Regions from separate parts of the Homo sapiens genome. Here region 1 is linked to region 2. A link is an interaction called in ENCODE POLR2A ChIA-PET data of the cell type or tissue named here. Cell type or tissue: Panc1. All regions are shown on one strand. Each heading gives the region's core, and the rest is flanking DNA. Links, peaks and the distances in the headings are about the cores only.

Region 1 (15,863 bases), core at 3,601-11,600, 150 kb after region 2:
TCCAGCAGGATTGTTTGTGAAAATGTATAGGCTGATTCCAAAATGGAAATGGAAAGATCAGAGATGAAGAAAAGTTCATTGAAGAGAAACTGAAGAAAAGAACAGAGCTGGAGGGCTTATTTAAAAGCCTTTATAATTAAGATAATGTAGCAATGGCACAGAGTTAGACAAATAGACCAATGGGAAAGAGTAGAGATTACAAAACTGAAGTAAAGACAAAACTGTATTCTCAAAAAAGTTGTGCCTAAGTGTCCCAAAGACATACACAAAAACAGTGCTGTTATGACAGTGGAAAAATACAGTGATATGAAAATAAAAACTGGCTGGGCATGGTGGCTCATGCATGTAATCCCAGCACTTTGGAAGACTGAGGCGGGCAGATCATCTAAGGTTAGGAATTCGAGATCAGCCTGGCCAACATAGCGAAACCCCATCTCTACTAAAAGTACCAAAATTAGCTGGGCGTGATGGCGAATGCCTGTAGTCCCAGTTACTCGGGAGTCTGAGACAGGAGAATCACTTGAACCTGGGAGGCAGAGGTTGAAGTGAGCCGAGATTGCACTACTGCACTCCAGGCTGGGCAAAAGAGCAAAGCTCTGTCTCAAAATAAATAAATAAATAAATAAATAAATAAATAAATAAATAAATAAAAAGAAAGAAACTAAAAATTTCAACTACATGCAATAGTATGTATGAGTTTCAGGACATAATGTTGAGCCATAGAAGTCAGGCACAATGAGTATATGTACTGTGTGATTCCATTTATACAAAGCTCAAACACAATGAAACTAATCTACAGTTTTAGAGATTTGGATAGTGGTAACCTTTGGGATTAGTGACTTTATTATGGCATGAAAGTAGACCCTGGGATGTTGGTATTACTCTGTTTCTTAATCTGGATTTTGTTTTCAGGAGAGTATTCAAATTATGAAAATGTGAAGGTCTGTACACTTACGATTTGAACTCTCTCCTTTGTGAATGTTGCACTGAAATAAAATGTATGGGAAAAAAGACATAAGGTTAGGTAAATAATAGCCTGGAACTTTCATAAATCTTTTTTTTTTTTTATCTTTTGAAAAAAGATGTTACACTGTCACTCAGGCTGGAGTGCAGTGGCACTATCATGGCTCACTGCAGCCTCAACCTCATGGGCAATAACAAGTGTGATGTCAGTCTGAGGTCGGACAGGCAGTTGTTGGGCAGATGTCCTTGCAGAAGTATTCTTTTGTGTAAGATTACAACGGCCTTTGTGCAAGGTTTTGGTTTTGTTTTGTTTTGTTTAGACACAACTCAAGTGATCCTCATGCCTCACCTCCCAAATACCTGGGACTGTAGATGCACGACATCTTGCCCAGCTCGATTGTGAGTTTTGCAAAGTCTTTTCTGTTATCAGGCATACAAGCTGAGAATCCCCTCTTCATAGCCCTCTTCATCCAACTCTATTTGTCAGGATTTGTTTAACATTAGTGATTCCATTTTGATTCTGGAAACTTTCACATTTCCCTCTTTCATTCAAGATCTTTCTCCAAAAACATCACTGATCAATCATCCTGTAGTTAAATTTTTATGTCCCTTAATGCTGACATGAACCTGTTGCAGTTGCTGGTCTTGACCCACATTGAGGGAAGTGATTGGTGACTAGGAATCAGTGTGAAAACCCTTTGAGCCACATTTAAACAACAAGGGAGATTTCAAAGGAGTGGCTGTTATGCCAAGTCTACGTGGAATCCATTACTAAATTCTATTTTGTCTGTTCTGTAGTTTTTTGGTAATCATCTGAAAGTGCTTGGCTAGCATTATTTTATTAGGAGTTGTATTCTGCAAAATTAACAAGTAACAAATACAAAGTTTTTAAAAGGGACAAAAACAAAGTAAAACTAACTGCAGTATGACAATCCCAGTTTGCATAATGGTCTTGAGACATGAACCTAGGCTTAAAGACAACTAATTGAATATATCAAGTGACCATAGAAAATTAGATGAGACCTATTGTAACCATGTGGCCTGTTTTCTTATTTTGTGTATATGCGTCTCAACTTTCCCAGAGGAATCTATCCAGGTACAGCATGTAATAGTATTAGCAATAGTACAGACCTTTTCTTATTTAACCAATAGATGCTAAAGGATTTCTTAGGTTAAGATTTCTGCCAGGCGCGGTGGCTCACGCCTGTAATCCCAGCACTTTGGGAGGCCGAGGCGGGCGGATCACGAGGTCAGGAGATCGAGACCACGGGGAAACCCCGTCTCTACTAAAAATACAAAAAATTAGCCGGGCGCAGTGGTGGGCACCTGTAGTCCCAGCTACTCGGGAGGCTGAGGCAGGAGAATGGCGTGAACCCGGAAGGCGGAGCTTGCAGTGAGCGGAGATCGCGCCACAGCACTCCCGCCTGGGCGACAGAACGAGACTCCGTCTCAAAAAAAAAAAAAAAAAAAAAAGATTTCTTAAGTTACCAGCAGAAGCTGTTGAACGTAAAATTTCATTTACACCATAACATGGTTTGGCTCTGTGTCCCCACCCAAATCTCATGTCAAATTGTAATTCCCAGTGTTGGAGGAAGGGCCTGGTGGGAGGTGGCGGACTTCCCCCTGTCCCCCTTGCTGTTCTCGTGAAAAATGTGTAGCACCTCCCCACCTACGCCCTCTCTCTCTCTCTCTCCAGCCATGTGAAGATGTGCCTGCTTCCCCTTCACCTTCCACCATGATTGTAAGTTTCCGGAGGCCTCCCCAGAAACAGAAGCCTGTACAGCCCACAGAACCATGAGCTGATTAAACCTCTTCTTTATAAATTACCCAGTCTCAGGTATGTCTTTATAGCAGTGTGAGTGTGGACTAATTACACCATTATCCTGATAAGTGAAAACGGTAACATTAAGGGGAGCCTTGGGGAAAGCTGTTTACAACATAACAACATCAACTTCTCCTCCTGACTGGTAGTTTGAATGTCTGGGCATGACATTGGGTGGTTTGGTGAACTTTTTGTATGGTCCATACATCAGGCATGAGGCTTGTTCCTGAAAATTCATCTAGTTTCAGCTTATAGGGCTTTAGGAATAGAGCAGATTTTGTTTTCAGTTGGAGAGTTGTAGCCAAATATTGAAAAAAATTAGGAGAATTCATGAATGGGTCTAGTCTATAGGTAGATGACAAAAACTTGAAACTAATGCACAGGGCTACAGTCTAATCTAATAATGGGTGTATTATAGTTTTTCTTTGAAACAAAGTTTTTCCCTCTACATTGATAATATAAAAATCTCAGATTTGGCAGGGCATGGTGGCTGATGCCTGTAATCTCAGCACTTTGGGAGACCAAGGTGAGTGGATCACTGGAGGTCAGGAATTCCAGACCAGCCTGGCCAACATGGTGAAACCCTGTCTCTACTAAAATACAAAAAATTAGCTGGGCATGGTGGCACACACCTGTAATCTCAGCTACTTGGGAGGCTGAGGCAGGAGAATCACTTGAACCCAGGAAGTGGAAGCAGAAAAAACATCTCAGATTTAAAAACCTTTTGAGATTAGGAAGCCAAACCTAGGCAGATGTTAGATTTTACTAAGAATCTTAAGGTTGTTGGGCCTGCCAGGAAGTGACCATTTTTAATCACTCATTGTAAGACTGGGAACTCCTGAAGCTAGGCATCTAGTGTACATTCTTAAATGTGGCATTTCAGTCAAAAACCTTGGTAATAGAGCCAATGTTTCAAATTGCAATCTGGTTATAAAGAAAGCAGGTCTTTATTAAACTTATGTAAATGAAAACAAGAATACTCACAAGTGGTTTCTGAATTTTGGAGAAATCAAGTAGAGAGAAAAAGCAAATGCTTCCATGTTTGTTGACAAAAGTACAATATACTTATTTACAAATTGTTGTAAACTATACCTTATGAAATAAAATGTCCTTAAATCTGGGAAACAAAACATTTAAGTAAAGGATGTTTTAAATAAAAGTTATAAAACATTATCTTTATCAGTTACTTAATTTTATGTAATTAATTTTTTGTTGTTCTTGATCCCAATTAATAGTTTTTTTTTTTTTTTTTTTTTTTTTTTTTAATTTATTTTTTTATTGATAATTCTTGGGTGTTTCTCACAGAGGGGGATTTGGCAGGGTCATGGGACAATAGTGGAGGGAAGGTCAGCAGATAAACAAGTGAACAAAGGTCTCTGGTTTTCCTAGGCAGAGGACCCTGCGGCCTTCCGCAGTGTTTGTGTCCCTGATTACTTGAGATTAGGGATTGGTGATGACTCTTAACGAGCATGCTGCCTTCAAGCATCTGTTTAACAAAGCACATCTTGCACCGCCCTTAATCCATTTAACCCTGAGTGGACACAGCACATGTTTCAGAGAGCACAGGGTTGGGGGTAAGGTCACAGATCAACAGGATCCCAAGACAGAGGAATTTTTCTTAGTGCAGAACAAAATGAAAAGTCTCCCATGTCTACTTCTTTCTACACAGACACGGCAACCATCCGATTTCTCAATCTTTTCCCCGCCTTTCCCGCCTTTCTATTCCACAAGGCCGCCATTGTCATCCTGGCCCGTTCTCAATGAGCTGTTGGGCACACCTCCCAGACGGGGTGGTGGCTGGGCAGAGGCGCCCCTCACCTCCCGGACGGGGCGGCTGGCCGGGCGGGGGGGGCTGACCCCCCCCACCTCCCTCCTGGACGGGGCGGCTGGCCGGGCGGGGGGCTGACACCCCCACCTCCCTCCCGGACGGGGCGGCTGGCCGGGCAGAGGGGCTCCTCACTTCCCAGTAGGGGTGGCCGGGCAGAGGCGCCCCTCACCTCCCGGACGGGGCCACTGGCCGGGCAGGGGGGCTGACCCCCCCCACCTCCCTCCCGGACGGGGCGGCTGGCCGGGCGGGGGGCTGACCCCCCCACCTCCCTCCCGGACGAGGCGGCTGGCTGGGCGTGGGGCTGACACCCCCACCTCCCTCCCAGACAGGGCGGCTGGCCGGGCGGGGGGCTGACCCCCCCACCTCCCTCCCGGATGGGGCGGCTGGTCGGGCGGGGGGCCGACCCCCCCACCTCCCTCCCGGACGGGGCGGCTGGCCGGGCAGAGGAGCTCCTCACTTCCCAGTAGGGGCGGCCGGGCAGAGGCGCCCCTCACCTCCCAGACGGGGCGGCTGGCCGGGCGGAGGGCTGACCCCCCCACCTCCCTCCCGGACAGGGCGGCTGGCCGGGCGGGGGGCTGACCCCCCCACCTCCCTCCCGGACGGGGCGGCTGGCCGGGCAGAGGGGCTCCTCACTTCCCAGTAGGGGCGGCCGGGCAGAGGCGCCCCTCACCTCCCAGACGGGGCGGCTGGCCGGGCGGAGGGCTGACCCCCCCACCTCCCTCCCGGACGGGGCGGCTGGCCAGGCGGGGGGCTGACCCCCCCACCTCCCTCCCGGACGGGGCGGCTGGCCGGGTGGGGGGGCTGACCCCCCCATCTCCCTCCCGGACGGGGTGGCTGGCCGGGCTGAGGGGCTCCTCACTTCCCAGTAGGGGCGGCCGGGCAGAGGCGCCCCTCACCTCCCGGACGGGGCGGCTGGCCGGGCGGGGGGCTGACCCCCCCACCTCCCTCCCGGATGGCACAGCTGGCCGGGCGGGGGGGCTGACCCCCCACCTCCCTCCCGGATGGGGTGGCTGGCCGGGTGGGGGGCTGACCCCCCCCCACCTCCCTCCCGGACGGGGTGGCTGCTGGGCGGAGATGCTCCTCACTTCCCAGATGGGGTGGCTGCCGGGCGGAGAGGCTCCTCACTTCTCAGACGGGGCAGCTGCCGGGCGGAGGGGCTCCTCACTTCTCAGACGGGGTGGTTGCCAGGCAGAGGGTCTCCTCACTTCTCAGACGGGGCGGCCGGGCAGAGACGCTCCTCACCTCCCAGACGGGGTCTCGGCCGGGCAGAGGCGCTCCTCACATCCCAGATGGGGCGGCGGGGCAGAGGCGCTCCCCACATCTCAGACTATGGGCGGCCGGGCAGAGACGCTCCTCACTTCCTAGATGTGATGGCGGCTGGGAAGAGGTGCTCCTCACTTCCTAGATGGGATGGCGGCCGGGCGGAGACGCTCCTCACTTTCCAGACTGGGCAGCCAGGCAGAGGGGCTCCTCACATCCCAGACGATGGGCGGCCAGGCAGAGACACTCCTCACTTCCCAGACGGGGTGGCGGCCGGGCAGAGGCTGCAATCTCGGCACTTTGGGAGGCCAAGGCAGGCGGCTGGGAGGTGTAGGTTGTAGTGAGCCGAGATCACGCCACTGCACTCCAGCATGGGCACCATTGAGCACTGAGTGAACGAGACTCCGTCTGCAATCCCGGCACCTCGGGAGGCCGAGGTTGGCGGATCACTCGCGGTTAGGGGCTGGAGACCGGCCCGGCCAACACAGCGAAACCCTGTCTCCACCAAAACCAGTCAGGCGTGGCGGCGCGTGCCTGCAATCGCAGGCACTCGGCAGACTGAGGCAGGAGAATCAGGCAGGGAGGATGCAGTGAGCCGAGATGGCAGCAGTACAGTCCAGCTTCGGCTCCGCATGAGAGGGAGACCGTGGGGAGAGGGAGAGCGAGAGGGAGACGGAGAGCGAGAGGGAGACGGAGAGCGAGAGGGAGACGGAGAGGGAGAGGGAGAGGGAGAGGGAGAGGGAGAGGGAGAGGGAGAGGGAGAGGGAGAGGGAGACAGAGGGAGAGGGAGAGGGAGAGGGAGAGGGACCAATTAATAGTTTTATGAGTCCATCAGTTTCTTTATTAGAGTTCTTGAAATTTTTATTTAATCCATTGATCTTAAAGCTGTCAGAAATCTGTGTTCAAGCCTGGTGCAGTGGCTCACACCTGTAATCCCAGTACTTTGGGAAGCCACAGCAGGAGAATAACTTGAGGCCAGGAGTTCAAGTCTAGCCTAGACAACATAGTGAGACCCCCCTCTCTACAAAAAAATAAAAATAATAAAACCAGCCAACCACAGCTGTGGACACCTATAGTCCCAGCCACTCGGGAGTCTGAGATGGGTAGATTACTTGATCACAGGAGTTCATAGCTGTAGTAAGCTATTATCATGGCACTGCACTCAAATTGGGTGACAGAGTGAGACCCTGTCACCAAAAAAAAAAAAAGTCTGTTCAAGGGTACGTGTTAGAGTTGCTTTCTTGAAAAGCAATTTTGAACCATGGCTGATTATAAATGTTTTTAGAGAAGAATTCAAAACAATTACTGTAAGTAACAAAAACTTAGACTAGCCATAAAGGCTCCCAATTTATCAAAACAGAATCACACATCACTGTAAAATCATGGTTATTCATTTAACCAGAGTGATAATCAAAAGGCTTCAAAAACAATACAGAAAATTTCATGGATATGAAAACTTTAACCCTTTCAAAGCTCAGTTTTTCTAAGTAATCAAAAACCTAATAAAGACAACGTAGGAATTGTCTTGATAAAATGTAAAATCTTTGGGGTTTTGTTTAAGACCAGTTACAAAAAGCTAAATTAAAAACTTCTTGTATTCTAATTGTTTTTCCTTATGGGAAGCATGTTTAGGCAAGCTGGAAGTCAAATCTAATGAAAAGGGTACTTGAATTTTATCAGACACAGGAAGAGTTTGTCCAAGGCTATGAGTAAACACTATATTATAGAGGAATGTAAATAAGAAAACTAGTACCTTGAGCAGGGGGGAAAACATAGCTCTTAGTAACAGCATGGGAAGTTTCCCGGTTACACGAAGCAATTCAGACACATCAAGAAAAGCCAAGAGTACAGAATCAAGTTATACTGGAAGAAAACATTGCTTTTCTTGACCTGCAAGATAAACATTTCAGCATTGGGCCATAACAGTAGGATTAAAACCGGGGGTGGGGGGTGAGGGAAGTTACAGCAATTTAAAAAAAAAGGTTGAATGAGAAAGTTATCACCTCAGCCAAGCAAAAATGATATACCATTTCAAGGGGAGAAAGAACAGAAGGCAATGATGTATGACCATCACATCACATGCAGTGAGATACAGCGAAGGATGAACTTCTCATAAATAAATCTGAGAAGTTCCAAAAAGAAAACAATTTACCTTGAGAATAAAATCACATTCTGAATGAAAAAGATAGCATTTCGAACCTGAAATTAGGGAGGTTAATTATATCTCAGGAAGAAATAGAAATAATATAGAAAGATGGTTGTTAAACAGATTTCAGAATTAAAAACCAGAACCTCTTGTAATTTTATATAGAGCAAATCAATACTTTAAGAAAAACTTATTCTAACATAGAGGACTAAATTTTTTTAGTTTTGCATTAGTGCTTTTTTTTCTTTTTTTCTTTCTTTTTTTTTTGTTTTTTTTTTTTGTTTAGACAGAGTCTTGCTCTGTCATCCAAGCTAGAGTGCAGTGGTGCCATCTCAGCTCACTGCAACCTCCACCTCCTGGGTTCAAGCAATTTTCCCGCCTCAGCCTCTTGAGTAGCTGGGACTACAGGCACCCACTACCATGCCCAGCTAATTTTTGTATTTTTACTAGAGGGAGGGTTTCGCAATGTTGGCTAGGCTGGTCTCGAACTCCTGACCTCAAGTGATCCTCCCAAAGTGCTGGGATTACAGGCATGAGCCACCATGCCCAGCCAGCATTTTTAATATCTGTATTAGTCCATTTCCACACTGCTATAAAGAACTACTTGAGACTGGGTAATTTATTTTTTTTTAAAAAAAAGGTTCAATTGACTTACAGTTCTGCATAGCCAGGGAGGTGTCAGGAAACTTACAATCATGGCAGAAGGTGAAGGGGAAGCAAGGCACGTCTTGCATGGCTGCAGGAGAGAGAGATAAAGAAAGTGCCACACTTTTAAACCATCAGATTGTGTGAGAACTCACTCACTATCATGAGAACAGCGTGGGGTAAACCCACCCCCATGAACCAGGTCCCTCCACAACACATGGGGATAACAATTCAAGATGAGATTTGGGTGGGGACACAGAACCAAACTGTATCAATATCAAACTTCAGTCTTTAGAAAGACTAAATTACAGCCAAGTTGATCCCACACAAAATTCTTTTTTTTTTTCTATTGAGACACAGTCTCACTCTGTTGCCCAGGCTGGAGTGCAGTGGTGTGCTCTTGGCTCACTGAAACCTCTGTCTCCTGGGTTCCAGCGATTCTCCTCAATCAGGCCCCTGAGTAGCTGGAATTACAGGCATTCACCACCACAATCAGCTAATTTTTGTATTTTTTTAGTAGAGACAGGGTTTCGTCATGTTGGCCAGGCTGATCTCGAACTCCTGACCTCAGGTGATCCACCTGCCTTGGCCTCCCAAAGTGCTGGGATTATAGGTGTGAGCCACCATGCCCAGCCAAATAAATTTTCTTTTCATGAACTTTATCACAATTTATTTAGACTATTGACAACATGCTTGGACTTTCTACTTTGTCCTATACTTCCTTTTTCTTAAATAACCAGTCATTTTACTTTAGGACAAAAATTTACCATGAAAAGATTCTTTCTCATACAAAATTATTCTTCTATTTTTTAACCTCCCTTACGAAAAATACATCTTCATATTCCTACCTTTTCTCACATTCCTCTCTCCTACTTATTGGTTCCTTTCTATCTTGTTTGATCTGAGAGCCTAAGCTTTAAAAACATTTATCTATTCCTTTTTCTTTTAGATTACTAATTTTTCAAATAAGTGTTTTATCATCATACACAATTGTTAGTCAGACAACTCCAAATTTATTTATTTATTTATTTTTGATACAGAGTCTCACTCTGTCACCCAGGCTTGAGTGCAGTGATGCAATCTCTGCTCACTGCAATCTCTGCCTTCCGAGTTCAAGTGAATCTCATGCCTCAGCTTCCCAAGTACCTGGGATTACAGGCATGGGCCACCACACTGGCTAATTTTTGTATTTTTGGTAGAGACAGGTTTTGCCATGTTGGCCAGGCTGGTCTCAAACTCCTGGCCTCAAGCAATCTGCCCACCTTGGCCTCCCAAAGTGCTAAGATTACAGGCATGAGCCATCACACCCAGCCTAAATTTGTATTTCTAAAAGGTGTCTCGGTTGTTGGTTACCACGGAGTTGTAATTTTAAAGCTATTAATTCAAAAGCCCTTTAAAACTTCTTCTTTTAAAAATCTTGATTGGAATGCCATAAGCAGTGAGTTTTATCTCAACACCAGCAGAAAGGTCAGCAGATTCCAAGTAGGCAGAGAAAAAATTAGAGAGATAGCTTAGAAGACTCTACATGTTAACTCTATAGTTGCAGATTTTTTTTTAACAATGACCATCTAAGCTCTGAATTTTCCTTGCTGTAATTTGCCCATCAATGTAAAAATGTGCACAAGAACAGGCCATAATATGTGCCAACTATAGTGGGTCCCAGAAAATCTGGCATGCCTTATTCATGTTTGAGAATGCCATTTTGTTTCTTTCTTTCTTTTTTTTTTTATACTTTAAGTTTTAGGGTACATGTACACATTGTGCAGGTTAGTTACATATGTATACATGTGCCATGCTGGTGCGCTGCACCCACTAACTCATCATCTAGCATTAGGTATATCTCCCAATGCTATCCCTCCCCCCTCCCCCCACCCCACCACAGTCCCCAGAGTGTGATATTCCCCATCCTGTGTCCATGTGCCATCTCATTGTTCAATTCCCACCTATGAGTGAGAATATGCGGTGTTTGGTTTTTTGTTCTTCCGATAGGTTACTGAGAATGATGATTTCCAATTTCATCCATGTCCCTACAAAGGACATGAACTCATCATTTTTTATGGCTGCATAGTATTCCATGGTGTATATGTGCCACATTTTCTTAATCCAGTCTATCATTGTTGGACATTTGGGTTGGTTCCAAGTCTTTGCTATTGTGAATAATGCCACAATAAACATACGTGTGCATGTGTCTTTATAGCAGCATGATTTATAGTCATTTGGGTATATACCCAGTAATGGGATGGCTGGGTCAAATGGTATTTCTAGTTCTAGATCCCTGAGGAATCGCCACACTGACTTCCACGATGGTTGAACTAGTTTACAGTCCCACCAACAGTGTAAAAGTGTTCCTATTTCTCCACATCCTCTCCAGCACCTGTTGTTTCCGGACTTTTTAATGATCGCCATTCTAACTGGTGTGAGATGGTATCTCATTGTGGTTTTGATTTGCATTTCTCTGATGGCCAATGATGATGAGCATTTTTTCATGTGTTTTTTGGCTGTACAAATGTCTTCTTTTGAGAAGTGTCTGTTCATGTCCTTCGCCCATTTTTTGATGGGGTTGTTTGTTTTTTTCTTGTAAATTTGTTTGAGTTCATTGTAGATTCTGGATATTAGCCCTTTGTCAGATGAGTAGGTTGCGAAAATTTTCTCCCATTTTGTAGGCTGCCTGTTCACTCTGATGGTAGTTTCTTTTGCTGTGCAGAAGCTCTTTAGTTTAATTAGATCCCATTTGTCAATTTTGGCTTTTGTTGCCATTGCTTTTGGTGTTTTGGACATGAAGTCCTTGCCCATGCCTCGGTGCTCTACACGTTCAGAGAAACTTCTCTAGTAACAAACTATAGAAATGATCCCTGAAAGTATAGTCTTGAGAATGCCATTTTGTTTCTTATTCATCTCCTGGGAGCAAAGAAAATCTTCTAAGTCCTGTAAGGGAATTCAGAAGTTTTTTAAAAATTATTATTTTTTTATTTTATTATTTTTTTGATATGTAGTCTTGCTCTGTTGCCCAGGCTGGAGTGCAACAGCGCCATGTTGGCTCACTGCAACCTCCACCTCCTGGATTCAAGTGATTCTCCAGCCTCAGCCTCCCGAGTGGTTGGGATTACAGGCTTGCGCCACCATGCCCAGCTAATTTTTGTGTTTTTAGTAGAGACGGGGTTTCACCATGTTGCCCAGGCTAGTCCGAACTCCTGACCTCAGGTGATCCACCCACCTCGGCTTCCTAGTGCTGGAATGATAGGCCTGAGCCACCGCACCCGGACAAATTCAGGAGTTTAGACCAGTGTTTTAGATGGTGGTGTCTGCCCTGGTAGCTGTAAAGTAGCCCTCGTGCATCCATCATTTAGAATATTTACTTTTGCTCCTGTAAGATTTTCAGAAACAAGCAAGGAAAAAGAGTCAAACCAAATAGAAGGAAACCAAGATAAGAATGTTCCAAATATTTTAACCCAGGTGTGCAGATCAAACAAAATATTAAACCAGAGAAGGTGCACAGACCAGAGAAGATGTACCTCGCAGACAGGATGTAAATACTTTAGAAACCTAGAGTATTCAATGCAGAAAGATACTTGTCTCTATACCCGGAAGGACTTACCAGAAAAGACAAAAAGTCTTATTTCAGGAGGGATGTATGGTCTTTCATAAAAATGACCTTATCCAAACAAGACCCCAAATAAAGTCAAAAAGCCTCCAACAGAAGGAGGGAGGATCACTTGTAATTTGCCCATCACCAGGGCAGAAAAGGTGAGCCAGGGAAGTGACTCAGTAAATACTGCTCACTGGTTCCAAGTATCACCATTTCCTTCTTTTTGTTTTGGTTGTTTTTGTTGTTGTTGTTTCTTTTTATTGAGACTGAGTCTCATTCTGTCACCCAGGCTGGAGTGCAGCTACGTGATCTCGCCTCACTGCAATGTCCGCCTCCCGGGTTCAAGCGATTCTCCGGCCTCCACCTCTCGAGTAGCTGGGATTACAGGTGCTCGCCACCACACCCGGCTAATTTTTGTATTTTTAGTATAGACGGGGTTTCACCATGTTGGCCAGGCTGGTCTGGACCTCCCAACCTCAGGTGATCTGCCCGCCTCAGCCTCCCAGAGTGCTGGGATTACAGGTGTGAGACACTATGCCTGGTCACCATTTCTTCTGCTAGTGAACTTTTTCAGGTCCTGTTTCAAACACCATATATGTCAACCTATTTAACAAACAGAAAGAGTCTCTCTGAAAGAAAAGATATTTGTTTAGCAATAGAGCATTGCAATGGGAATCTGTATACCATAGTGAAATATGTGCAAATTCAGGGAGATAAAGGAAGACAAGGGTTTTTAAATGAAAAAATGAGGAGGATTACATAATTGTTTTGAAATAATTATCCTTGGCTACAAAGATCAATAACAAGTCTGAGACTGGACAGGGAATTGTTGAGCAGATGTCCTTGCAGAAGTATTATTTGTATAAGGTTATGGTGGACTTTGTGCAAAGTTGTGGTTTTTGTAGTCTTTTGTGACAGTTTTTGTGATCAGGCATACAAGCATGAAAACCTTCTCTTCATGTTCTCCCCATGCTTGATTTGTCAGAGTTTTCATTTTTCTTCTTTTGGGACAGGATCTCACTCTGCCACCCAGGTTGGAGTACAGTGGTGTGATCATGGCTCACTGCGGCCTCAAACTCCTGGGCTCAAGCAATCCTCCTGCCTCAGCTTCCCAAGTAGCTGAAACTGCAGGCACCTGCCACCACACCCAGCTATTTTTTTTATGTTTTGTAGAGATGGGGGGGTCTCACTATGTTGCCCAGGCTGATCTTGAACTCCTGGTCTCAAGCAATCCTCCCACCTCGGCCTCCCAAAGTGCTGGAATTACAAGTGTGAGCCACTATTCCTGGCCCATGATATGTCAGTTTTCTTAACATTAGTGACTCCGTTTCGATTCTGACAACTTTCACAGTTCTCTTACTAATATATGTTGTTGACAGCCTTCTCAAAGCAAACCTTCCATCTGAGCTTTACCCATACATATGTGTATATGATACATGACTAGCCACATGTATGATGCAGGTGCCTTAAAGACAGAGCAAACTACATGTGCTAAATAGAGTGTGCTCTTACCTTTACACCCAAACCACAGCCTCTTCAGTTTGTCAGTGTCAATAAACACCACCATGACCAATCCAGTTGCTCATGTGAGAGACTTGTGAGTCATTACCCATACTAACCTTTCTCAAACAACCCTTTATGAGGGCAAAGTGGCTGATGCCTGTAATCCCAACACTTTGGGAGGCTGAGGCAGGAGGACTGTTTGAGGCCAAGAGTTGGAGACCAGCCTGGGCAACATAGCTAGACCCCATCTCTAAAAAAAAAAACAGCCCTCTCCCTCTGTCTCCCTCTCCCCACGGTCTCCCTCTCATGCGGAGCCGAAGCTGGACTGTACTGCTGCCATCTCGGCTCACTGCAACCTCCCTGCCTGATTCTCCTGCCTCAGCCTGCCCAGTGCCTGCCATTGCAGGCACGCGCCGCCACGCCTGACTGGTTTTGGTGGAGACGGGGTTTCGCTGTGTTGGCCGGGCAGGTCTCCAGCCCCTAACCGCGAGTGATCCCGCCAACCTCAGCCTCCCGAGGTGCCGGGATTGCAGACGGAGTCTCGTTCACTCAGTGCTCAATGGTGCCCAGGCTGGAGTGCAGTGGCGTGATCTCGGCTCACTACAACCTACACCTCCCAGCCGCCTGCCTTGGCCTCCCAAAGTGCCGAGATTGCAGCCTCTGCCCGGCCGCCACCCCGTCTGGGAAGTGAGGAGCGTCTCTGCCTGGCCGCCCATCGTCTGGGATGTGAGGAGCCCCTCTGCCTGGCTGCCCAGTCTGGAAAGTGAGGAGCGTCTCCGCCCGGCCGCCATCCCATCTAGGAAGTGAGGAGCGCCTCTTCCCAGCCGCCATCACATCTAGGAAGTGAGGAGCGTCTCTGCCTGGCCGCCCATCGTCTGAGATGTGGGGAGCGCCTCTGCCCCGCCGCCCCATCTGGGATGTGAGGAGTGCCTTTGCCCGGCCGAGACCCCGTCTGGGAGGTGAGGAGCGTCTCTGCCCGGCCGCCCCGTCTGAGAAGTGAGGAGACCCTCTGCCTGGCAACCACCCCGTCTGAGAAGTGAGGAGCCCCTCCGCCCGGCAGCCGCCCCGTCTGAGAAGTGAGGAGCCTCTCCGCCCGGCAGCCACCCCATCTGGGAAGTGAGGAGCATCTCCGCCCGGCAGCCACCCCGTCCGGGAGGGAGGTGGGGGGGGTCAACCCCCCGCCCGGCCAGCCGCCCCATCTGGGAGGGAGGTGGGGGGTCAGCCCCCCCGACCGGCCAGCCGTGCCATCCGGGAGGGAGGTGGGGGGGTCAGCCCCCCACCTGGCCAGCCGTGCCGTCCGGGAGGGAGGTGGGGGGGTCAGCCCCCCGCCCGGCCAGCCGCCCCGTCCGGGAGGTGAGGGGTGCCTCTGCCCGGCCACCCCTACTGGGAAGTGAGGAGCCCCTCAGCCCGGCCAGCCACCCCGTCCGGGAGGGAGATGGGGGGGTCAGCCCCCCCACCCGGCCAGCCGCCCCGTCCGGGAGGGAGGTGGGGGGGTAAGCCCCCCGCCTGGCCAGCCGCCCCGTCCGGGAGGGAGGTGGGGGGGTCAGCCCTCCGCCCGGCCAGCCGCCCCGTCCGGGAGGTGAGGGGCGCCTCTGCCCAGCCGCCCCTACTGGGAAGTGAGGAGCCCCTCTGCCCGGCCAGCCGCCCCGTCCGGGAGGGAGGTGGGGGTGTCAGCCCCCCGCCCGGCCAGCCGCCCCGTCCGGGAGGGAGGTGGGGGGGGTCAGCCCCCCCGCCCGGCCAGCCGCCCCGTCCGGGAGGTGAGGGGCGCCTCTGCCCGGCCGCCCCTACTGGGAAGTGAGGAGCCCCTCTGCCCGGCCAGCCGCCCCGTCTGGGAGGGAGGTGGGGGTGTCGGCCCCCCGCCCGGCCAGCCGCCCCCTCCGGGAGGGAGGTGGGGGGGGTCAGCCCCCCCGCCCGGCCAGCCGCCCCGTCCGGGAGGTGTGCCCAACAGCTCATTGAGAACGGGCCAGGATGACAATGGCGGCTTTGTGGAATAGAAAGGCAGGAAAGGTGGGGAAAAGATTGAGAAATCGGATGGTTGCCGTGTCTGTGTAGAAAGAAGTAGACATGGGAGACTTTTCATTTTGTTCTGCACTAAGAAAAATTCCTCTGC
Region 2 (15,863 bases), core at 4,238-12,237:
ACAATCATCCTTGGTTCTTGTAGTCTTCCAGGATAGAAATCAAGTGAGATTGCTGGGTGTGGTGGCTCACCCCTGTAATCCCAGCACTTTGGGAGGCTGAGGCAGGTGGATTGCTTGAGCCCAGGAGTTCAAGACCAGCCTGGGCAACATGGTGAAAACCCATTTCTACTAAAAATACGAAAAAAAACAGCTGGGTGTGGTGGTGCACACCTGTAATCCCAGCTACTTGGGAGGCTGAGGCAGGAGAATTGCTTGAACCTGGAAGGCAGAAGTTGCAGTGAGCTGAGATTGTGCCATTGCACTCCAGCCTGGGCGACAAAACAAGACTCCATCTCAAAAAAAAAAAAAAAAAGAAAGAAAAAGAGAATGTTTATTTTAGCTTGTGCACAAGAAAGGTCAGCACTGCAAAAGGAAAAGGGTGGGCTGCACCCCAAAGGGAGCAGGTTGATCTGTCTTATAGGGGCCTAGCTGCTGTGACGTGCCTGTCATTGAATGTTTAGGAGGGATTTCTTTGGTGCCTGCACAGTGGTTCAACACGCTTTTTCATACATTGTATATAACATTAGCATTTTAAATCACCTCTGGGCATGATTTTTAGCATTAAAATAAGGAAAAGTTGAAACAAGCCTAGCTGTACTTGCAGGTCCCTGGGGAAGTCCCTAGGCCCCTAAAGCAGGAACTTGTGGTTACTAGCTTCTTGGGCCTTTGATGCTGATTGGCTGGAGATTAGGTAAGCTACATCTTGAGTAAGGGGCTTTTCTTCTTTTTCTCTGGACCACATCAAAACAGGAAGTCAGCCAGCTTGCCTGTCACAAAACCAGGAGTCAATAAATAAAATGATTTATTATTTGAATAATGTATTTGTAGGTTCTTTTGGGTTCTCTACACATACAATCATATTGCTTATGAATTAGTTTAATTCCTTCCATTCTCATCTTTATAACTTTTCTTTAGGCTTTCCAATAGATAATTGAATAAAAGATATGATGGGGGCATCCTAGTCTTGCTTCTGATCACAAAGAAAATACTTTCCATTGGTTTTTGTTGTTGTTTGAGAGGGAGTCTCGCTCTGTCACGCAGGCTGGAGTTCAGCGGCACAATCTAAGCTCACTGCAACCTTTGCCTCCTGGGCTCAAGCGATCCTTCCATCTTAGCCTCCCAAGTAGTAGGGACTACAGGCACATGCCACCACGCCCAGCTGATTTTTGTATTTTTCTGTAAAGATGGGGTTTTTGCTCAGGCTGGTCTCGAACTCCTGGGCTCCAGTGATCCACCTCCCTCAGCCTCCCAAAGTGCTGGGATTACACGCATCAGCCACTACACCCAGCCTGTTTTCAATATTTTGCTATTAAGTATGATGCTTACCGTAGCATTTTTGAAAGTATACATTATTGTATTAAAGAAGTTTCCTTCTACTTTTAATTGTTTAATCATAAATAGATGTTTAACTTTATCAAATGATTTTTCTGCATCTGTCTCAATGATATTAATATCCATTGTTGATCATTACCTTGATGTAGAGTTGCTAACTAAGATACAAGACCTCCAGTTCAATTTGAATTTCAGGTGACAATTAATTTTTAGTATAAATATGTCCCATGCCATTTATTGGCTAAATCTGGAAACCTGTCTAGTTCCATTATTTCACCAGGGCTTTGCAAAATGGGGATTTTTAATGTATTATTTTCTCTTCATTTATTAACTACAATGCTATTATACAAAGAAGCATCCCCTCATTAATTCTCTGGTTACCCTAAATTGTAGTTAATACAGAAAAAGCAACTTAAATGCTTCAATTTTCAGTTTTAGTACATTCTCTCTAAAGGTAACCAAAACGTGTGTGTGCGTGTGTGTGTGTGTGTGTGTGTGTGTGTGTGTGTATGTAATATCCTTATGAATGCATGGATTTTTAACATTTGAAGTGGTCAAACCTTAGACCAGTGGGAGCTGTCTTGGTTTATGGTACATTTCCTACCCAGAACCACAATCATCCATTTCTAAAAGAGCCACAATTCCTATGATTACCAAATTGTATTTATTTATTTATTTTGAGACAAAGTCCTGCTCTGTTGCTGAGGCTGGAGTACAGTGGCATGATCATGGCTCACTGCAGCCTTGACCTCCTGGGCTCAAGTGATCCTCCTGCCTCAGCCTCCCAAGTAGCTGAGACTACAGACGTGCATCACTACACCCAGCTAATTTTTAAATTGTTTGTAGAGACAAGGTCTCCCTATGTTACCCAGGCTGCTCTCAAACTCCTGGATTCAAGTGATCCTCCTGACTTGGACTCTCAAAGTGCTGGGATTATAAGTGTGAGCCACGTGCCTGGCCCCAAATTGAATTTAGACACTATAATTTGAGCACTAGGGGAGGAACTGCCTTTAATATTTTTAATTTTGTAAAACATTTGCACAGTTCCAGAGCCAAAACTTGACAATAAGTTATCTTCACAGAGCTTTAGCTGCCATCCCTGTCCTCTCCACATTTCCTCCCTTCTCCTGTGAGTAACCATTTTTATGGGATTTTCATTCAACTTTCCATCATTTCTCTTTGAAAATATAGGGAAAGACATACATATACAAGTGTGCGTGTCTGTGCATTTCCCTTTCCTTCTTTTGCAAAAGGTAGCATATTATAGCATATCATACACATTGTGTTTTCTTCTTTTTGTTTTGTTTTGTTTTGTTTTTATGAGACCAAGTCTCACTCGGCCGCCCAGGCTGGAGCGCAGTGTCACGATCTCACCTCACTAACCTCCACCTCCCAAGTTCAAGCGATTCTCCTGCTTCAGCCACTCAAGTATCTGGGATTACAGGTGTGTGCCACCATGCCCGGCTAATTTTTGTATTTTTTAGTAGAGACGGGTTTCACCATGTTGGCCAGGCTGGTCTTGAACTCCCGACCTCAGGTGATCCTCCCACCTCAGCCTCCCGAACTATTGAGATCACAGAAGTGAGCCACTGCGCCCAGCTCACACTGTTCTTTATTTTACTTTTTTTACTTGACTTTTTTTTTTTTGAGACGGAGTTTCACTCTTGTTGTCCAGGCTGGAATACAATGGCACGATCTTGGCTCACCGCAACCTCTGCCTCCTGGGTTCAAGCAATTCTCCTGCCTCAGCCTCCCGAGTAGCTGAGATTACAGGCATGTGCCATCACGCCCGGCTAATTTTGCATTTTTAGTAGAAATGGAGTTTCTCCATGTTGGTCAGGATGGTTTTGAACTCCTGACCTCAGGTGATCCGCCCACCTCAGCCTCCCAAAGCGCTGGGATTACAGGCATGAGCCACTGTGCCTGGCCCATGAGCCACCACGCCAGGCAGGCACGTACTATTTTTCATTCCCACTAGCAATGTGAGAGTGCCAATTTTCCCACAACCTTGGCAAGAGTATGTTATCAATCTGATAGGTGAGAAATGGTATCTCGATACAGTTTTATGTTGCATTTGTAGTATCATGAGATAAATCATTTGTTCATTTAAGGGTTTGCATTTTCTATGAATTCTGTTCTTTTGTTTTCTTACCTTGTTGTGTTTTTGTCATGCATAAAATTGTAATTATTATGTAGTCAAATGTATCAGTCCTTTCTTTTATTGCTTCTGTAATTTGAATCAGGTAGCAAAAAAAATTGACCACTGCCAGGTTATAAAGAAATTCATTGGCCGGGCACAGTGGCTCATGCTTGTAATCCCAGCACTTTGGGAGGTCAAGGCAGGAGGATTGCTTGAGCCCAGGAGTTCGAGACCAGCCTGGGTAAAATTGGGAAGTTCTATCTCTACCAAAGAATTACAAAAATTAGCCAGTTGTGCAGGTGTGTGCCTGTAGTCCCAGCTATTCAGGAGGCTGAGGTAGGAGAATTGCTTGAACCAAAGGGGCAGAGGTTGCAATGAGCCGAGATCATGCCACTGCACTCCAGCCTGGACAGTAGAGCCAGACCCTGTCTCAACTTAAAACCTAAATGAATAAATTCATTCACATTTAGTAGTTACAGGGTTTCACATTTTAAAATTTAGATCTCTGACCTTTTCACATTTGTCCTGCTGTGTGGTTTGAGGAATGGGTTTAATTTTATATTCTTCCATAGAGTTGTCAGCTTACTCCAGTATCACTGATTAAAAAGTCCTTCTTGTCTCCAATGATTTGAGATGCAACCTTTATCATATACTAAATATCTATATGCATTTGGGTCTGCTCTGGATTCTCTATTCTGTTCCTTCATTCTGTGGTATTCATGTGCTAATACCACACTGTTTTCATTAGAGGTTTTCTGTTTTAATATCTAGTCAGGTCGGCCAGGCGCGGTGGCTCATGCCTGTAATCCCAGCACTTTGGGAGGCTGAGGCATGTGGATCACGAGGTCAGGACCTCAAGACCAGTCTGGCCAACATGGTGAAACCCCGTGTCTACTAAAAATACAAAAATTAGCTGGGCATGGTGGCACGCATCTGTAATCCCAGCTGCTCGGGATTACAAAAAACAAGAACAGCTAAGAAAGTTCTGAAAAACTCAGGAGGCTGAGGCAAGAGAATCACTTGAACCCAGGAGGCAGAGGTTGCAGTGAGCTGAGATTGTGCCACTGCACTCTAGGCTAGCGATATATATATATATATGTGTAGTCAGGTCAGTGGTGCCTCCCTACTCTGGTCTTTTTCAGAATTTTCTTAGCTGTTCTTGTTTTTCTCATTCTCCCAAATAAGTTTTACAATAACTTCTCTAATTCTAGATAAAAACCTGATGATATTTTTGGAGGGATTGCATTACATTTTTAAACTAACTTTTTGAGAGATATTTTTATTATGTGAGTCTCCTATCCAAAACCATTGCCCTTCCATCTATATATGTTCATGTTTACCTTTGTGAATAATAGAAAAGCAGACACTATTCACGTTTATCTTTAAAAAAAAAAAAAAAAAAAAAAGCAAAATAGGCCGGGTGTGGTGGCTCACGCCTGTAATCCCAGAACTTTGGGAGGCTGAGGCAGGAGAATTACTTGAGTCCAGGAGTTCAAGACCAGCCTAGGCAACATGGTGAAACCCCATCTCTACAAAAAATCAGCTAGGCATGGTGGTGTGCACCTGTAGTTCCAGCTACTCGGAAGGCTGAGGTGGTGTCAGGCCTCTGAGCCTAAGCTAAGCCATCGCATCCTCTGTGACTTGCACGTATAAGCCCAGATGGCCTGAAATAACTGAAGAATCACAAAAGAAGTGAAAATGTCCTGCCCCGCCTTAACTGATGGCATTCCACCACAAAAGAAGTGAAAATGGCTGGTCCTTGCCTTAAGTGATGACATTACCTTGTGAAAGTCCTTTTCCTGGCTCATCCTGGCTCAAAAAGCTCCCCCACTGAGCACCTTGCGACCCCCACTCCTGCCTGCCAGAGAACAAAACCCCTTTGACTGTAATTTTCCTTTACCTACCCAAATCTTATAAAATGGCCCCACCCCTATCTCCCTTTGCCCCCACCCTATCTCCCAGAGTAGGGAGGCACCACTGACCTGACTACATATATATAAATATATATATATATATATATATATATATATATATATATATATCGCTAGCCTGGAGTGCAGTGGCACAATCTCAGCTCACTGCAACCTCTGCCTCCTGGGTTCAAGTGATTCTCTTGCCTCAGCCTCCTGAGTTTTTCAGAACTTTCTTAGCTGTTCTTGTTTTTTGTAATCCCGAGCAGCTGGGATTACAGATGCGTGCCACCATGCCCAGCTAATTTTTGTATTTTTAGTAGACACGGGGTTTCACCATGTTGGCCAGACTGGTCTTGAGGTCCTGACCTCGTGATCCACATGCCTCAGCCTCCCAAAGTGCTGGGATTACAGGCATGAGCCACCGCGCCTGGCCGACCTGACTAGATATTAAAACAGAAAACCTCTAATGAAAACAGTGTGGTATTAGCACATGAATACCACAGAATGAAGGAACAGAATAGAGAATCCAGAGCAGACCCAAATGCATATAGATATTTAGTATATGATAAAGGTTGCATCTCAAATCATTGGAGACAAGAAGGCTGACTCTCTTTTCGGACTCAGCCCACCTGCACCCAGGTGATTAAAAGCTTTTATTCTCACACAAAGCCTGTTTAGTAGTCTCTTCACACAGACATGCATGAAAGGTGGGAGGATCACTTGAGCCTGGGAGGTGGAGGTTGCAGTGAGCTGAGATTGTGCCACTGCACGCCAGCCTGGGCAACAGAGACATCCTGTCTCAAAAAAAAAAAAAAAACAGTAAAATTGATATGTATAGATTTGTGTAACCACCTCCATGAAGGGGTAGGTTGCCCCTCCACACCTCTGGGTGTTTCTCGTTAGGTGGAATGAGAGACTTGGAAAAGAAAGAGACACAGAGACAAAGTACAGACAAAGAATAAAGGGGGCCCAGGGAACTGGCGTTCAGCATACGGAGGCTCCACCGGCCTCTGGGTTCCCTTAGTATTTATTGATCATTCTTGGGTGTTTCTCGGAGAGGGGGATGTGGCAGCGTCATAGGATAATAGTGGAGAGAAGGTCGGCAGATAAACACTTGAACGAAGGTCTCTGCATCGTAGACAAGGTAAAGAATTAAGTGCTGTGCTTTAGATATGTGTACATAAAAACATCTCAATGCCTTAAAGAACAGTATTGCTGCCCGCATGTCCCACCTCCAGCCCTAAGGCGGTTTTCCCCTATCTTAGTAGATGGAATATACAATCAGGTTTTACACGAGACATTCCATTGCCCAGGGACGGGCAGGAGACAGATGCCTTCCTCTTGTCTCAACTGCAAAGAGGCGTTCCTTCCTCTTTTACTAATCCTCCTCAGCACAGACCCTTTACGGGTGTCGGGCTGGGGGACGGTCAGGTCTTTCCCTTCCCACGAGGCTGTATTTCAGACTATCACATGGGGAGAAACCTTGGACAATACCTGGCTTTCCTAGGCAGAGGTCCCTGCGGCCTTCCGCAGTGTTTGTGTCCCTGGGTACTTGAGATTAGGGAGTGGTGATGATTCTTAGGGAGGATGCTGCCTTCAAGCATCTGTTTAACAAAGCACATCCTGCACAGCCCTTAATCCATTTAACCCTGAGTTGACACAGCACGTGTTTCAGGGAGCACAGGGTTGGCGGTAAGGTTACAGATTACAGAACAAAATGGAGTCTCCTATGTCTACTTCTTTCTACACAGACACAGTAACAATCTGATCTCTCTTTCTTTTCCCCACACCTCCACAATCAAGATACAGTTTCATCACCCCAAAACTTCTCTCATGCTGTCCTTTTGTAGTATCCCTCCCCACCAACCCCTGGAAACCAGTGACCTCGTCTCTGTTCCTTTAATCTTGTGTTTTCAAGAATGTCATACAAATGGAATCAGAAAGTACGTCACCTCCAGTCCTATGTACCCATTTGACTATGGAAAATTTCCACTCGAATGTCCCACAGGTACCTTAGCTCAACCTCATTGCTCTCCTTCCAATATGCCCCTCCTCCTATGTCTAGATTCTAGTCAAACACTATGCCATCATCCAGCAGTCCAAGCTAGGAGTGTCATCCTGGGTTCCTCTTTTTTCCTTTCACCCTTCTTTCTAATTATTCTTTTTTTTTTTTTTTTTTTTTTTTTTTTGAGACAGAGTTTCTCTCTTGTTGCCCAGGCTGGAGTGTAATGGCACGATCTCGGCTCACCACAACCTCTGCCTCCCGAGTTCAAGTGATTCTCCTGCCTCAGCCTCCAGAGTAGCTGGGATTACAGGCATTCACCACCATGCCCAGCTAATTTTGTATTTTTAGTAGAGACGGGGTTTCTCCATGTTGGTCAGGTGGTTTTGAACTCCCGACCTCTGGTGATCTGCCTGCCTCGGCCTCCCAAAGTGCTGGGATTACAGGCATGAGCCACTGCACCCGGCTCTAATTACTCTCTTAATCTCATTGCTTATATGTTCTTTATATCTCTCAAAACAATCTATTTCTAAATCCACAACCATTTTACAAGTGATTCTGGCAACCACCTCTCAACTGGATTATTCCAACAGCTTTCTGGGTTTTTTTGCTGAGTCTTATCCTTTTGAGTCTCTATCTACATCACAGTAAGCATGATCATCCTAAACAAACACAAATCTTGTTAAGTCATTCCCCCAATCCCCCACTCCCTGCCACTTAAAACCCTTCACGGGTTGTCCCTTGCCCTCAGGACAAATTGTAAGCTCCTTAGGTGACATTCAAGACTTCCTATAATTCAAGCCTTCCTCTCCTATCTCAACCCAAAACTCCTGTTCTCACCCTACATGTCTCCCACACATACTCCCACTTGGGTTGCTTTTTTAAAGTCTGGAATGTCTTTCTCCTCGCCTTTGTTTTTTTTTCTTTCTTTTTTTTTTTTTTCTTTTTTGAGTTGGAGTCTCACTCTGTCACCCAGGCTGGAGTGCAGTGGCGCAATCTCAGCTCACTGCAACCTCTGCCTCCCGGGTTCAAGCAATTCTCCTGCTTCAGCCTCCTGAGTAGCTGGGATTACAGGGGTGCACCAGCATGCCCAGCTAATTTTCTGAATTTTTAGTAGAGATGGGGGTTTTACCATGTTGGCCAGGATGGTCTCGATCTCCTGACCTCGTGATCCGCTCACCTCAGCCTCCCAAAATGCTGGTATTACAGGCATGAGCCACCACGCCTGGCTCTCCTCACCTTTCTTAGCTAATTAGTACTTGTCCTTCAGGTCTCACCTTGGCTCTAACCTCCTGGCTGGACCAATGCTCTACCTTTCTAATTCCTGCAGGAAAACACTGGACTTTTCTCTTTTTCCTTAGTAGAGAAGTTTTCAAAGTGGGACTGCAGACCCTTGCATGTCCCTGATCCCTTCAGAGGGTCCCTGAGGTCAAAACTATTTTTATAATAATACTAAGATGTTATTCAAATTTTTCACTCTTAATATTTGCACTGATAGTGCAAAAACAATGGTAAGTAAGACTACTGGCCCTTGCCCCAAATCAATTTAGCTAATAATCATCAGATTAATGGAATCTTCTTGTTTTAATATTACACCAAAACTCTACAAGTGGAAGTATCTTAAAGGTTAGTTGCAATATGGTGTCTGAAACGATATCAGTGAATTATTTCCATGCTATTACAGTAAAATCCCTTGGTCTATATTGCACTTTGCATGGATCTTTTACCCATTCATAGTTTTATAGCATCATGCAACAGGAATTTGGAAAATATTGGTGCAGTGAGTTATACAGCTTTCCAAATGTTGAAACATTTGTTATAAAATACTGAAAAATTATAGTCATAGATATCCACATCATTCTAATCTGAAAGGCAATAAGCATTTGGGAAGCTGTCAAGCTCATGGTGGCAGATTAAATATACTTCCATATTACCACTACTTATATATGTGTGGCTACATTTTTTTTGGTATACGTTAACCGAAACAAACTATCACAGCACATTGAATGCAAAAGCAGACATTGGCCAGGCGCAGTGGCTCACGCCTGTAATCCCAGCACTTTGGGAGGCCGAGGCAGGAGGATTGCCTGAAGTCAGGAGTTCAAGACCAGCCCGGCCAAGATGGCGAAACCCCGTCTCCACTAAAAATACAAAACACTAGCCGGGCGCAGTGGCTCGCACCTGTAATCCCAGCTACGTGGGAGGCTGAGGCAGGAGAATCACTTGAACCTGAGAGGCAGAGGTTGCAGCAAGCCAAGATCGTGCCATTGCACTCCAGCCTGGGGGACAGAGTGAGACTCTGTCTCAAAAAAAAAAAAAGCAGAAAAAAAAGCAGACATTAAGATCCAGTTGTTTTCCATCAAGCTGGACATTAAAGAGATTTGCAAAAATGCAAAACAATGCTACTCTTCTCTGACCATAATAGAATTAAAGTAGAAATCAATTAACAGAAAGATGTCTAGGAGATGCCCAAATATTTGGAAATTAATCACTCACTTCTAAATAATCCAGGAGTCAAAGAAGAAGTATTAAGAAGAAATAGAAAATATTTTTCACTTAATGAAAATAAAATATAACAAAATGTATGTAAGCAATTAAGGCAGTTTTTAGGGGGTAAATTTATATTAGCAAACACATATGTCATGAAAGAAAATCTCAAATCTAACCCTCCACGTTAATATTGTAGAAAAAGAAAAGTAAATGAAATCCAAAGCACTGAAGGAAAAAGAAAATAAAGAGCAGAAATCAATGAAATTAAAAACAGGAAAAATCAATGAAACCAAAAATTTTCCTTATGAAAGGTCAATACAACTAATAAACCTCTAACCAGACGAACCAAGAAAAAAACAGAGAAGACAAAAATTACCTATATTAGGAATGATAGAAGAGATATCACTACAGTATCTATAAATTTTACAACTTACATGTAATAGATCAGTCCCTTGAAAGATACAAACTACCACAATTCACCAAAGATGAACAAGATAAAGAGGTCTTAGAACTATTAAAGAAATTAAATTTATAGTTAAATATCTTCCCCCGAAAATCTCTAGGCCCAGTTTTATTGGAGAATGTTATCAAGTATTATTGAAAGAAATAACATGAATTCTAAAAAATTCTCTTTCAGAAAATATAAGAGGAGAAATACTTTCCAATTTGTTTTATGAGGCTAGCATTGCCTTGATACCAGAAGCCAAAGACACTACAATGAAAGAACACTATAAATCAGTATCCCTCATATTAGCAAATTGAATCTAGCAATATAAAAAGGACAATTCATCATGGTCAAGTAGGGCTTATCCTGGGAATACAAGGTCTGTTCAAAATTTTCTTGACAAAAGTGAACATCTAGCAGGGCGTGGTGGCACACACCTGTAATCCCAGCACTTTGGGAGGCTGAGGCAGGCAGATCACCTGAGGTCAGGAGTTTGAGACCAGCCTAACTAACATTGTGAAACCCTGTCTCTATACTAAAAATGCAAAACTAGCCGGGTGTGGTAGGAGGCACCTGTAATCCCAGCTACTCAGGAGGCTGAGGCAGGAGAATTGCTTGAACCTAGGAGGCGAAGGCTGCAGTTAGCCAAGATGGCACCACTGTACTCCATCCTAGGTGACAGAGCAAGGGTTCATTTCAAAAAAAAAAAAGTGAACATCCATTCAGGGTTTAAAAAAAAAAAACCAACTCAGCAAACTAAGAAGAGAAAGAAACTTCCTTAATCTGCTAAAAGGGCATTTTGAAAGACACTTAATGTTAGAAGTCTAAATGCTTTCCACCAAAGATTGAGAACAAAGAAAAGAATGTTTGCATTCACCACTCCTAGTCAATATTGTACTGAAAGTCCTGGCCGATGTAATAAGTAGGAAAAGGAAACAAAAGTAATGTCGATTGAAAAGGAAGAAAAATAAAACTGTCTTTATTCACTAATGACATAGTTGTCACAAAAAAAACTCCAGGAAATCTACAGAAACTCCTAAAACTAATAAATGATTTTTACAAGATCACAGAATAATGTGCAAAAGTCAATCATATTTTTAAGCATAAGGAAACAAAAATCAGAAATTTAAAAAATTTTAATAACATTTATAATATCATAAAATATGAAATACATAGGGATAACCTGACAAAAGATTTACAAGACCTATACACTGAAAACTAAAAAACATTGCTGGTAGAAGTTAAGGAATGGCTAAATAAATTGGGAGATTGCCGGGCGTTGGTGGCTCACGCCTGTAATCCCAGCACTTTGGGAGGCCGAGGCAGGCGGATCACGAGGTCAGGAGATCGAGACCATCCTGGCAAACACGGTGAAACCCCGTCTCTACTAAAAATACAAAAAATTAGCCAGGTGCGGTGGTGGGCGCCTGTAGTCCCAGCTACTCGGGAGGCTGAGGCAGGAGAATGGCGTGAACCTGGGAGGCAGAGCTTGCAGTGAGCCGAGATAGCGCCACTGCACTCTGGCTTGGGTGAAAGAGCGAGACTCCCTCTCAAAATATAAATTAAATAAATAAATAAATAAATAAATAAATAGGGAGATATACCAGGTTCATAGATTATAAGATTTAATGCTGGCCGGGTGCGGTGGCTCACGCCTGTAATCCCAGCACTTTGGGAGGCTCAGGTTGGGGGATCACGAGGTCAGGAGATCAAGAACATCCTAGCCAACAGGCCTAGCCAATATGGTGAAACCCCGTCTCTATTAAAAATACAAAAATTAGCCGGGTGTGGTGGCGCACGCCTATAGTCTCAGCTACTCGGGAGCCTGAGGCTGGAGAATCTCTTGAAACCGGGAGGCGGAGGTTGCAGTGAGCCGAGATTGTGCCACTGCACTCCAGCCTGACAACAGAGTGAGACTCCATCTTTAAAAAAAAAAAAAAAGAAAAAAGAAAGAAAATTAGATCAACAGAACAGAATCAAGAGTCCACAGATAGATGTACACACATGCATAATCAACTGATTTTTGACAAAGCTGCAGGGCATTTCAGTGGGAAAAGATAATGTTTTCAATAAATGGTACTGGAGCGACTGGGTATTCACATGCAAAAAGATGAAACTTCGGCCAGGCACAGTGGTTCAGGCCTGGAATCCCAGCACTTTGGGAAGCCGAGGCAGGTAGGTGGATCACCTGAGGTCAGGTGTTCGAGACCACCCTGGCCAACATGGTGAAACTCCATCTCTACTAAAAATACAAAAATTAGCCGAGCGTGGTGGCAGGCACCTGTGATCCCAGCCACTCCAGAGGCTGAAGGAGGAGAATCGCTTGAACCTTGGAGGCAGAGGTGCAGTGGGCTGAGATCGCACCACTGCACTCCAGCCTGGGCGGCCGAATGAGACTCTGTCTCAAAAACAACAACAACAAACTCGAAATGGAACATAGATGTAAATGTGAAATATCGAGCTATCAAACTTCTTCTTCGCCCCCCAAAGTGCTGGGAATACAGATGTGAGCCACCACACCCAGCCAATCGAACTATCAAACTTCTGAAGAAAACATTTAAAAAAACTTTGTGAGTTTTCACCAGGCTAAGGTTTTTAAAAATACAACACCAACAGCATGATTCATAAAAGAAAAAATTGATAAATTGGACTTAGAATCCACAGTGGTACATGCCACCATGTCAGGCTAATTTTTGTATTTTTAACAGAGACGGGTTTCACCATGTTGGCCAGGCTGGTCTCAAACTTCAGACCTCAAGTGATCCACCTGCCTCAGCCTCCCAAAGTACTAGGATTACAGATGTGAGCCATTACACCCGGCCTTTTTTTCAAATTTCTAAGAAAAGAGATTTTTTTTTTTTGAGATGGGAGTCTTGCTCTGTCTCCAGGCTGGAGTGCAATGGTGCCATCTTGGCTCACTGTAACCTCCGCCTCCCAGGTTCCAGCAATTCTTCTGCCTCAGCCTCCCGAGTAGCTGGGATTACAGGCACACGCCACCACGCCCAGCTAATTTTTTGTATTTTTTAGTAGAGACTGAGTTTTACCATGCTGGCCAGACTGGTCTCGAACTCCCGACTGCAGGTGATCCACTCGCCTCGGCCTCCTAAAATGCTGGGATTACAGGCGTGAGCCACTGCACCCGGCCCAAATCACTGTATTTTGGAAAAGATAAGTTCAAAAATTAGCCGGGCGTGGTGGCAGACACCTGTAATCCTAGCTACTTGGGAGGCTGAGGCAGGAGAATCACTGGAACCCAGGAGGCAGAGGTTGCAGTGAGCCAAGATTGTGCTATTGCCCTCCAGCCTGGGTGACAGAGGGAGACTGGGTCTCAAAAAAAAAAAAAAAAAGAAAAAAGAAAAGAAAAGTTCATTGATCCTAGCCCTTGCCTCTGCCCGTGTGTAGGAAAATATCGAAGAGGATTAATGATTATGTGTCACACCCAAACCTTGATGGGATTTTGCTCTCATGTAACTTCTGAGAACATGAGCTGCAGCCACCTGTATAAAAACCGCAGGCTGAAACCCTCCGGAGCAGTCCAACGGTTACTTTGAAAGACTCTCCCAGGTTGTGATCCTCAGTAAGACTTCTGAATCAAACTAACTTTAATTCTCTAAAAGTAGGTTTTTCTCTTTCCTTTTTTTTTTTTTTTTTTTTTTTTGAGACAGGGTCTCTCACTCTGTCGCCCATGCTGGAGTGCAGTGGCACAATCTTGGCTCACTGGCAGCCTTGACCTCCTAGGCTCAAGTGATTCTCCCCCCTGAGCCTCCTGAGTGGCTGGAACTACGGGCGCACGACCATGCTGGGTTAATTTTTATAAACATTTTTTGGTCTCACTATGTTGCCCAGGGTGGTCTTGAGCTTCTGGGCTCAAGCAACCCTCCTGCCTGCACCTCCCAAAGTGCTGAGATGATTATAGGAGCAGGAATGAGCACTTGGCCTGATTTTTGTCTTAGTTGACAATAGTCAGTGTTCAGGAAATGGTTATTTATGATTATTATCCATAAAAATTCCAAAGGGATACACTGATTTGTCATTACCAAAGGGGCCAGAGAGAACCTGGCAATTATTTGGGCTTAGGGGAATAAAGGCAAAGCTCTCAGATGAGTTTCAGTCTGAAGCCTGGAAACAGGGAGGATGGGAGGCCAGGGGCAAGATGATGGATTCCATTTTAAGTAATAGATTCTAAGTCTCAAGTAAAAATCAAGGTTGCCTTTTGGGTGTAAGGTAGAAACCTGGGATACAGAATTAAGAATTGCCCATGTTAGGCACGGTGGCTCACGCCTATAATCCCATCACTTTTCGAGGCTTGGGAGGGTAGATCACTTGAGGTTAGGCATTTGAGACTAGCCTGGCCAGCATGGCGAAACTCCGTCTCTACTAAAAATACAAAAAATTACCCAGGTGTGGTGGCCCACGCCTGTAGTCCCAGCTGCTCCAGAGGCTGAGGCATGAGAATCACTTGAACCTGGGAGGCAGAGTTGCAGTGAGCCGAGACTGTGCCACTGCACTCCAGCCTGGGCGCCAGAGCAAGGCTCTGTCTCAAAAAAAAAAAAAAAACTTACAGAATTAAGAGTTGCTCATGCAGAGGAAAACAAAAAGATTTATTGTCATTGTCGTTTTCCTTTTTTTTGTGGAAACACAGACACTAGGACTTTAAGAAAGGCAGGAGCCAGATCTAATGAATCTCTGGGTTCTCCCAGCAGAGTGATCCTCCCTACTCAGTGATCTCCACTGAGCAGGAGCCACCAATTCTCTTTGTAACTTAATGGAAGTGGCTTTCCCCTGTCTGCACCTCAGTTTCATTTGTAAAATGAGGAAAAGCAAACCTACCTCTGAGGGCTGTTATGAGATCATGGTTTGGAATTTTCCTGGCCAAAAGTGAATGCGCAAGTGGTGTCTCGTGTGACAACCCATGATCCATCCACCAAATAGAAAACAATGTCCAAACACACAAAATATCAAGAGTATACATACAAATGGTGGGAGTGTAAATTAATACAGTCTGACAGTGTCTACTAAAGCTAAACACATACCTGCCCTACGACCAGCAATTCCACACTTGGGTCTATTTTGTTTTTGTTTTTGTTTTTCTTTGGGAGGGGGATCTATTTTCAGAAGAAATGAATACGTAAGTTTGTCCAAAGAAATGTACTAGAATATTCATAGTGAGAGACAGGACTAGCTGGATTTCCTAGGCCGACTAAGAATCCCTAAGCCAACTGGGAAGGTGACCGCATCCACCTTTAAACAAGGGGCTTGCCACTTAGGTCACACCCAACCAATCAGGTAGTAAAGAGAGCTCACTAAAATGCGAATTAGGCAAAAACAGAAGGTAAAGAAATAGCCAATCATCTAACGCCTGAGAGCACAGAGAGAGGGACAATGATCGGCGGGATATAACCCAGCACTGGAGCCCGCAAGGCAATCCCCTTTGGGTCTCCTCCCATTTTATGGGAGCTCTGTTTTCACTCTATTAAACCTTGCAACTGTACACTCTTCTGG

What was found. Peaks named below come from ENCODE experiments on the same cell type or tissue, not always from the same donor. Only the 100,000 strongest peaks of a DNase experiment are listed, where the experiment ranks them.
Region 1: POLR2A ChIA-PET joins it to region 2 with 12 read pairs; 3 of 35 experiments call an interaction of 5 or more read pairs at or near these places.

What each region holds. Positions count from the first base shown.
Region 1 is chr19:40,103,174-40,119,036 of GRCh38, forward strand. It overlaps the pseudogene LOC124904803. Among named protein-coding and RNA genes, the nearest start is that of ZNF780A, 20 kb to the left of the region's middle. RefSeq lists an enhancer at 4,006-4,570. In Panc1, for the core only: no CTCF peak of the experiment used is centred there; no DNase peak of the experiment used is centred there.
Region 2 is chr19:39,952,950-39,968,812 of GRCh38, forward strand. It overlaps LOC124904722 (a long non-coding RNA gene), which reads right to left and starts at 7,073. Exons shown (of 2, transcript XR_007067261.1): 1 at 6,919-7,073; 2 at 6,371-6,552. LOC124904720 (a long non-coding RNA gene) reads right to left here. Exons shown (of 3, transcript XR_007067260.1): 3 at 11,309-12,283. RefSeq lists an enhancer at 6,583-7,392. In Panc1, for the core only: no CTCF peak of the experiment used is centred there; no DNase peak of the experiment used is centred there.